Regions from separate parts of the Homo sapiens genome. Here region 1 is linked to region 2. Evidence: chromatin loops called from intact Hi-C (ENCODE). Cell type or tissue: CD14-positive monocyte. All regions are shown on one strand. Region 1 overlaps NEK11 (NIMA related kinase 11). Region 2 overlaps CPNE4 (copine 4).

The links. Hi-C counts contacts between places; a loop is a spot of excess contacts. Peaks named below come from ENCODE experiments on the same cell type or tissue, not always from the same donor. Only the 100,000 strongest peaks of a DNase experiment are listed, where the experiment ranks them.
Region 1: it touches region 2 in a loop (4-fold over the local background); 38 of 110 quality-filtered maps call a loop at or near these places.

What each region holds. Positions count from the first base shown.
Region 1 is chr3:131,031,365-131,035,364 of GRCh38, forward strand. All of the region lies in intron 3 of NEK11 (NIMA related kinase 11), which reads left to right. Among named protein-coding and RNA genes, the nearest start is that of NEK11, 6.5 kb to the left of the region's middle. In CD14-positive monocyte, CTCF peaks have their summits at 2,320 (motif pointing right), 2,529 and 2,730; no DNase peak of the experiment used is centred here.
Region 2 is chr3:132,027,257-132,031,256 of GRCh38, forward strand. All of the region lies in intron 1 of CPNE4 (copine 4), which reads right to left. Among named protein-coding and RNA genes, the nearest start is that of CPNE4, 5.8 kb to the right of the region's middle. RefSeq lists an enhancer at 2,269-2,318. In CD14-positive monocyte, CTCF peaks have their summits at 2,211 (motif pointing left) and 2,410; a DNase peak (open chromatin) is centred at 2,215; H3K27me3 peaks cover 1,575 bases.

The sequences.
Region 1 (4,000 bases), 1.0 Mb before region 2:
ATGATAAATTTCTGACAATTATTAGATAACCTTTATGGAAACATTGAGAGTAAGACCTAAACCAGACCCAGTACTTCTAAAAACTACACTGTAGGATCATATCCAATTTTGGTTTCTTCAACTAATGAGGAATATGAAAAATTTTAAGATAATTCACAGGAGGACTAAAAAGTTAATTAAAAGGATGTAAAATAAGATGTATGAAGATCAAACTTGAAACCTTTAGACTTAAGATAATAAGTGAGTGGAGAGAGTGTGTTTGTAGTCAGCGGGGAAGAGAGAGAGAAAGAGAATGAGAGAGAAGAAAGGGGGCTGGGGCTGGTTGGTTGGCAAGTGATTTGTTAGTGATCTTTCTTGTACCTGAACCAATCTTAAAAAAACACATGACTGGAGCTGAAGATGGCAGACATGTTTGTGGAATGAATCCAGTGGTGAGGATAACGGACAAAAATCATTTGGCACCAGAAGGTCTAGTCCACAATCTCTGGGAAAGGAATCATTCATCATCAGAATCTAAAACATATTGCATACTGGCCACATGTGGCTTTCAGATGTCTTTTGTTTGGCCTGGGTAGTGTTTCTTTTTAGTAAATTAATCAGTTTTTTTTTTTTTTTGAGGCGGAGTCTCACTCTGTCTCCCAGGCTGAAGTGCAGTGGCACGATCTTGGCTCACTGCAACCTCCACCTCCCAGGTTCAAGTGATTCTCCCACCTCAGCCTCCCAAGTAGCTGGGATTACAGGCATGCACCACCACACCTGGCTAATTTTTGTATTTTTAGTAGAGACAGGGTTTCACCATGTTGGCCAGGCTGGTCTTGAACTCCTGACCTCAGGTGATCCTCTTGCCTTGGCCTCCCAAAGTGCTGAGATTACAGGCGTGAGCCATCGCGCCTGGCCAGTAGTCAGTATTTTTAAATGAGCAGCTCATATAAATTGAGCATTTCATCTTTTCTAGAAAAAAAAGATTTGGGAACGTTTGCTAACATCAGTTCCTGTGTAGCCACAATGGACTGCTAAAGCTAGGCAGCAGCTACTCCCTTAGACAAATTCCATATTCTCCAGTTAGCCACATTCCTACCTCTCCTTACTGTCTCTGGCATACAGCTGCATCACACCTTTCCACTACGTGCCGACCTTTGTAGACAATTGCTTTTGGAATTATTTGCTAAAATCAGAAAAAAGTATGAATGTGACTACTCACAAAATTCTAGAATGCTGTAATAGAAACAGAGCAGTATGGTGTCATTGTTAAAATCCCAGCTTTGGATGTGAACAAAAAGTAAAGCCAGGCCTGTTCTTAATGTGAAGTCTACATTCTGTACATTCCTAATCTGAGCTTTGGTTTTCTTATCTTTAAAATGAGTATAATACCTCATAGGATTGTAATAAGAATACGATATCTGCCTATTTATATAAGATTTAGATGTCACATTGCCTTGCTCATAATTATTCCTCAAAAACAGCACAGATTCACCTTAATTATAAACAATCCAAGTTAAAAGAATAATTAAAGGAAGCCTAAGAAAACTTTAGCTAATTACCACCCAATGACTGCAATTGGAAACTTCTAATAAATGGAAGGTTTTTCTGGATTACTTTTAAATGAGAAAAATTTCCCAAATAAACCAATCTGAAACCAGGCATGTAATTTAAAAAACTTATTCAAGATGTGTCTTGAGATTGTAACAATTCTGTTGTCATCTTTTATATCTCTGTGGCTGTCCAAAATAAATTGGTTCTCAGAATGTGAACCTTTTAGCTAAGATATCAATTCATCAGTGATTGTTATGTTTAATGCATATATGAGGCAGGAAACTAAACTCTTTTTTTTTTGTGTTGATACTGAACCATTAGTTTGTGAGCAAAGCACATTATTAGCACTACTCATTGTCCAAGCAATTTGACTAGATAAGGTTTTAAATTATGCTTTACATACTAGACCACAAACATAAGGAATTGGTTAATGTTAGAGGTGGCTAGAAGATGAATACTTTATACAGACTTCTATAATGGTATGAATGCTATTCCTTCAACACATCAGAATAGATATGACTTCCCTTTTTGTTTTGCAGATACACCCTTAACTTTTTGAGCTCATAAGGAAGGTATCAGACTATCCCTTGGTATCAGTGTTAAAGGAATGACAATAAGTTTGTAGGACTTATGACTAGTTTCTATGAAATACAGATTCATTATATACATTTCTATATTTAATCAAAGAACTTGACAAAATGGAACAGCTGTATGTACATAGTACTTAACTTTTCCGTCAAAGTATTGCAATTTATCATTATGCCACTTGGGGGCATCACTTTACCATTGACATTTTGCATACAGGGTGACCTTTAATTACAATGTAAATACCATATTCCTTTACATTTTTATTCACTTTCTGAATTAGCTGTGAGATTAAAATAAAACCTACAGTACAGACATTACACTTGCTTGATGCATGTTTGGAGAGTTTTCTTCCTGGCATAAATATTGGGCATCCCTTTTTTCATTATCACAGTAGAATAAAATTAAACTGTTAAAATGTATGGTGAATGAGATAGAGGTTTTTCCTTTATTATGCATCATGAAATTCATAAAACAATATTTGAGAATATTTTCTTTCATAATTATAGACACTCTAGTCTAATTATGTTGTCATAGTCCTAAAAAGATTGTGCTAGTTCTTATTCATTTTATTTTATAGTATTGTTAAATTGTCAAAGTATCTTTTCAAAAAATCAAACCCAAAAGATTTGATCAGCCCAGAAATTACTTTGGCCCTTAACATTAGCATAGTGCATGTAATTTAATAGAAAAGAGATATTAAGGAAATAGGTTTACCCTAAAATACATGATTAAACTTGTAATTAATCATGGCCACAGCTACAGTGAATTTCAACATTCATCTTATCAGCATAGAATGTTGGTTATAATGATTTTTAAAAAATTTATCACATTTAAGATATAGTGATCTTACTATGCAGAGTTGATTTTATGCTGTTGTCTGTTTTAGTCTGTCAACTATGAAGTATTTAATACAATTTAAATTTTTTTTTTTTGAGTCGGAGTCTCGATTTGTCACCCAGGCTGGAGTGCAGTGGCGCGATCTTGGCTCACTGCAAGCTCCGCCTCCCGGCTTCACGCCATTCTCCTGCCTCAGCCTCCCGAGTAGCTGGGACTACAGGCGCCCGCCACCACACCCGGCTAATTTTTTGTATTTTTAGTAGAGATGGGGTTTCACCGTGGTCTCGATCTCCTGACCTTGTGATCCACTTGCCTGGGCCTCCCAAAGTGCTGGGATTACAGGCGTGAGCCACCGCGCCCGGCCACAATTTAAATATTAGACCTTTGCTTTGGACTCAGCACGAGAGAGGAAACTGAAGCAGTAGGAGATAAGGCCTAGCCTTCAGGTGCTTCCAGTCCGGAAGACTATATCAACACACATAAAACAACTAGTATACAGTACAAGACAATGCTTAAGTATCTGTGTGGCAGGTTGCACTCGGAGATGTTGGAGTGGCTACTCCCTTTCCAACTCAATATTATCTTACTTGTTTCTGTGTACTATCTAACTTATGTGTATTTTCCCCTTGGTCCTATCCAAGTGCGTATCCAAATATTTTACCCCTTAACTGTGATCGTACACCTTGGTCTTTGTCTAAATATGGGAAAAATGGTAACAAGGAAATGCTTTATCTCTACAGAAGGCATTTTTTCCCCCTCTATCTCATATGTCTGCCTGAGATAAGGATCAGGAGTTAAATAGTAAAAGGCCTACAAGTCCTTAAAGAAATGGCCCTCAAGTCCAGGCTCTTGCCTCCTCAGAGAGCTCTTGGGTCTACATTAGAGTAGATTTTTAAAAGTCCTAGCAAGCTGATTTTCTACCCAGTTATGGAAACAAAATGGAAGATAGGGGGCCAAGAGTTGATGCTAGAATGAGTCATACTGACAACAGAGGGGAGTGGTCTTAGACCATAAGAGTAAGGGAGGTAGAAAGTAAGAAAAA
Region 2 (4,000 bases):
TTTATTCTCACTGCTGTAACTAGGCCACCAACGAGCTTGAGCAAGTCACTTCACCTTGCTGAGTCTCTTTTTTCTTATCTGGAAAATGGGAGGGGTGTGCATAATTTTATGGGATTGCCAAGTTCTCACATTCTCTTATTCCATAAGAGGCATTTATTTTCCCATCTTTTTAAAATTAAATCAGGTTAGGAGCTATCATGAGTGTTATTAGTTGCCAAAAAATCAACTATTTCCACTCTTTTCCTCTTATCGTGCCTTTTCTCCAATACAATTCACAATCAGTCAAGTCACAGGACGTAAAGGCCACCAAGCAAAAGAAATCTGACAATGGCTTCTCGGGAGCTCTGCAGTCTACCTGGCCAGATAACGTTAACACACATGATCAAAGGTGTCCATCCCTAGTTTCACATTAGCACAATGTCAGGTGCAAAACTCCTTGACTTTTGCCACTGAAATTTATATCTCTGAGTTACCTGTTGAATCAACTGCTCCGAAGATAACAAAGACATCACCTCAGTCATCTTGCAATGCTAGTGGCTACTAACATCTTAAAAGCCTTCTTTGTCTTTAATGATAATGATAAAGTATTGTTTTGGGCCATTCTATTGCCCTTATTATTTTTCATTTTTATGGATATTTGTATGAAATACACCTTTCAATATTTTTAAAACAGAGTTCTTATTTAGATTGTTTCAGACCCATCACTTAATGGTAAAGGTTCTTGGTTATATTTCTATTACATTTCCTTCCAAATCATTTTCTGTTTAAATGAATTAAGTCAATGATTTAGGCATTTACTTCATGATATTGATGAAATTACTACATACAGGGCATGGTGCAAGTTGATTAGATTTTAGAATCTCTATTAGCGCTGTTAAGAATACATACAAACCAAAGTGCCTGCTGAATGAGATGCCACCCCCTCCACTTCTCCCTCAAAATTACCTTCTGTCCACCTGTTTCCTTGAAATACAGGGAGAGGAAAAACACCTTAGTATAACAGGACTTGTAAAGGACCACTTCCCAGGTCCTTTGAGACAAACCAAATATCTCCTTCTTTATCTCTTACCTAGCATCATTTGTTCATCTTTCTCCTCACACTTAACAGCACAATTTCAATGTTTCTTTTCACCAGTCTGCCTGTGCCTCAAGTTTTTATGTTTATCCCCAGTGCCTAGCACAGCTTTTGACATAAATGCTGTGACCAATTATTATTCAACAGATAGATGAATGAGACCCTTCTGCTGAGGGGGAAGGGGTAAGAGATGGGGGAAGGGATAAGAGATGGGAGAAGAGGCCCATTTAAAAATAAAATGGTGATAGCAAATAACAATCACAGTGAACCTGTGTTAAGCTCCTATTGTGTGCCAAGCATTGTATATATTATTGCTAACCTTTAACAAAAAGGAAAAATGGCGAAAGTAATTTTATTTTCTCTTCTTATAGATCTGCACTGTTTCAATAGGGTAGCCACTACCCACATAGGAGCATTAAGCACTTAAAATGTGGCAAATCTGAATTAAAATGTGCTGTAAGTATAAAAATACATGCTAGATTTCAAAGATTTAGTACTAGAAAAAAAAGAATGTAAAATATCTCAATAATCTCTATATCGATTACATGATTTTTTAAAATTTTGTGTTAAGTAAAATATATTCTTAATTTTTCTTTTTTTTTTTTTTAAAGGGTGAAGTTTGGGGAGAACTCCCAAGAGAATGGGCACAGGAAGTAGCATTTATCTACGCACTAAAATGCCAGACACTTTTAAACACCTCACATTTACAACAATTACTAGCCCCATTTTCCAGATCCTAATACTCGGGTTAAGTGATTCACCCAAATGCCTGGATCTTGAAAACTGTAGCCCAAATTTAAACAAGGTATTTCCGGATTCAGAGTTCTTCTGATAACAGGCCCAAGTGTAAGGAAACAAAGGGCGATCAGACCCCAGAAAGGCCTGTCACGAGGAGTTTTGAGAGTAGTCAGACTGTCCAGCCGCGGAGCAACCTAACCAGGCACTGGAAGACACCACCAGATGCTCAGGGCAAAACCTTTTGTCCCCTCTCCGCAGCGAGGCAATCCAGGCCGGAGAGTCAGATGCACCTGAGAAAACCAATATCCCCAGGGCATATCTTGGGGTTGGGTCAAACTCCATTCCTTATCCTAGAAGCCCTGCTTATGGGTCCCGGAGGTTGACTCTGCTAGTGCTCCGGCGCCCTCTAGCGATTGTCCATTCCAATGCCAGCTCTCTCTAGTCCGTCCTTCTAGACTCACCAGCTCCTAGGGCTTGCCCTGCCGTGGACCCCTGCCAGCCTGATTTTGCTCCTCCCCTACCTCAAGGTGCAATGAATTGCCCTACACTTGGATAAGAAAGAGGTCTTCTGGTCAATAAGCCTTAAACCTGAGCTTTCTAAAGTTAATCCGAAATACTGTATTTTCCCCCTGACATTTCCAAGGAGAAATTTCTCTAGTTTCCTAAGTAATAAGAAAAACAAAGTTAGAAATACTGTGTTCTGAGCCAAAGATGTAAAAGCAACATTTAAGAAAGTTTGTTCTTTTTGAATGACGCTTTAATTTAAAACAGAATAAAGGATTCCCCTGTGTGTTCCTGGAACTGTAAACACTCATAAACTCTCTTTGTTTACTTTATTGACTCAATTGTGACATTTAAAATAGAAAGCTAAGTCTATGCATGAGCAATTTTTTACAGAACATGCACATTAACAGAGATGGCTGCAGACAATGACTTTGTACAAATTCAATCACATTTATTGGGTAAATATTGCACTGGCTCCAAGAGACAGCAATGTAATAAGTCCCAAGCCTACTCCTCCTAACACTCTAATGGAGGTGGGAGACACCCCCGCAATCATCCCTAACTCATACTTAATAAAGATCAGCAGTGCACATGGTGCCAGAGATTGGCTCCACTGCTGTAATTATCTCCAGGGAACTTGAGTTTCTTTATGAGGGGAGTAATCAGAAGGGTTGTTGAATGAGTCTCCTGATTTTGAGAAGTCACTTATTTGAGCTTTAGTTTCCACATTTGTCAAATTAAATTGCTAGAGTCAGCAGATGATCCCCAAGCTCTCTTCCAGTTCTGAGAGTCATAGAACATGCACATTAACGGAGATGGCTGCAGACAATGACTTTGTACAAATTCAATCACATTTATTGGGTAAATATTGCACTGTTGAAAGTTGCTGATCACAGTTTAGAGATGAGTCCATCACAGATCAGCTTAAATGGGCTCCCCTTCCAGCCCTATGACTAAAATAATAGGACTGGAATAAACTTTCCCAAAGAAGGCATCCTTATCACTTTCTTATTTTTGAGACTTGCCTTCCAACCCTCAATATTTACTGAGCTAAAAGCTGATGGTTCCCAAGAGGGTTTCCAAAGAATACAGCAGACAAATAAAGGACTTCCCAGGATGTGCTGATTTAGGAGAAAATATATCCAATATATCACATATATTTAGTAGTTCATACAGCAAACAGAAAGCTCCCACATAACTGCAGTTTCTAGTACAGAAAAAGAAAACCTGAAAGTATATGTAGGCACTAATATGTTTTTATTATGCAGTCACAAGTTTAGGAGATATTCACTGAGTTTAACACTAATTGAGGCCTTACTATAGACTATTTCAAATAACATAGAAAAGATGATGCATCTTACCTGACCCATTTATTGTGCTTGATTTTTGGATTTACCATCAACTATCACATAAATACTTTATCCAAAAAATGGATGTGTAACCCCAACCTAAATTATTATCATAATGTGCTTCCCTGAAAAGAAAATATTATAAGATTTTGGGGACATCTTAAAAAGAATTAAAATCAGTAATCTATTCTTTGCCATCTACATTCAATCAGGAGAAAGGCAACTGTATTATTACATGTTGGAAGATCAGTTTTAATGCACCAAAGAATGGTCTTGAACTATGTGACATTTTATTTTGAATGCATTTAAATTTTTCTATTTTGATATTTTGTAA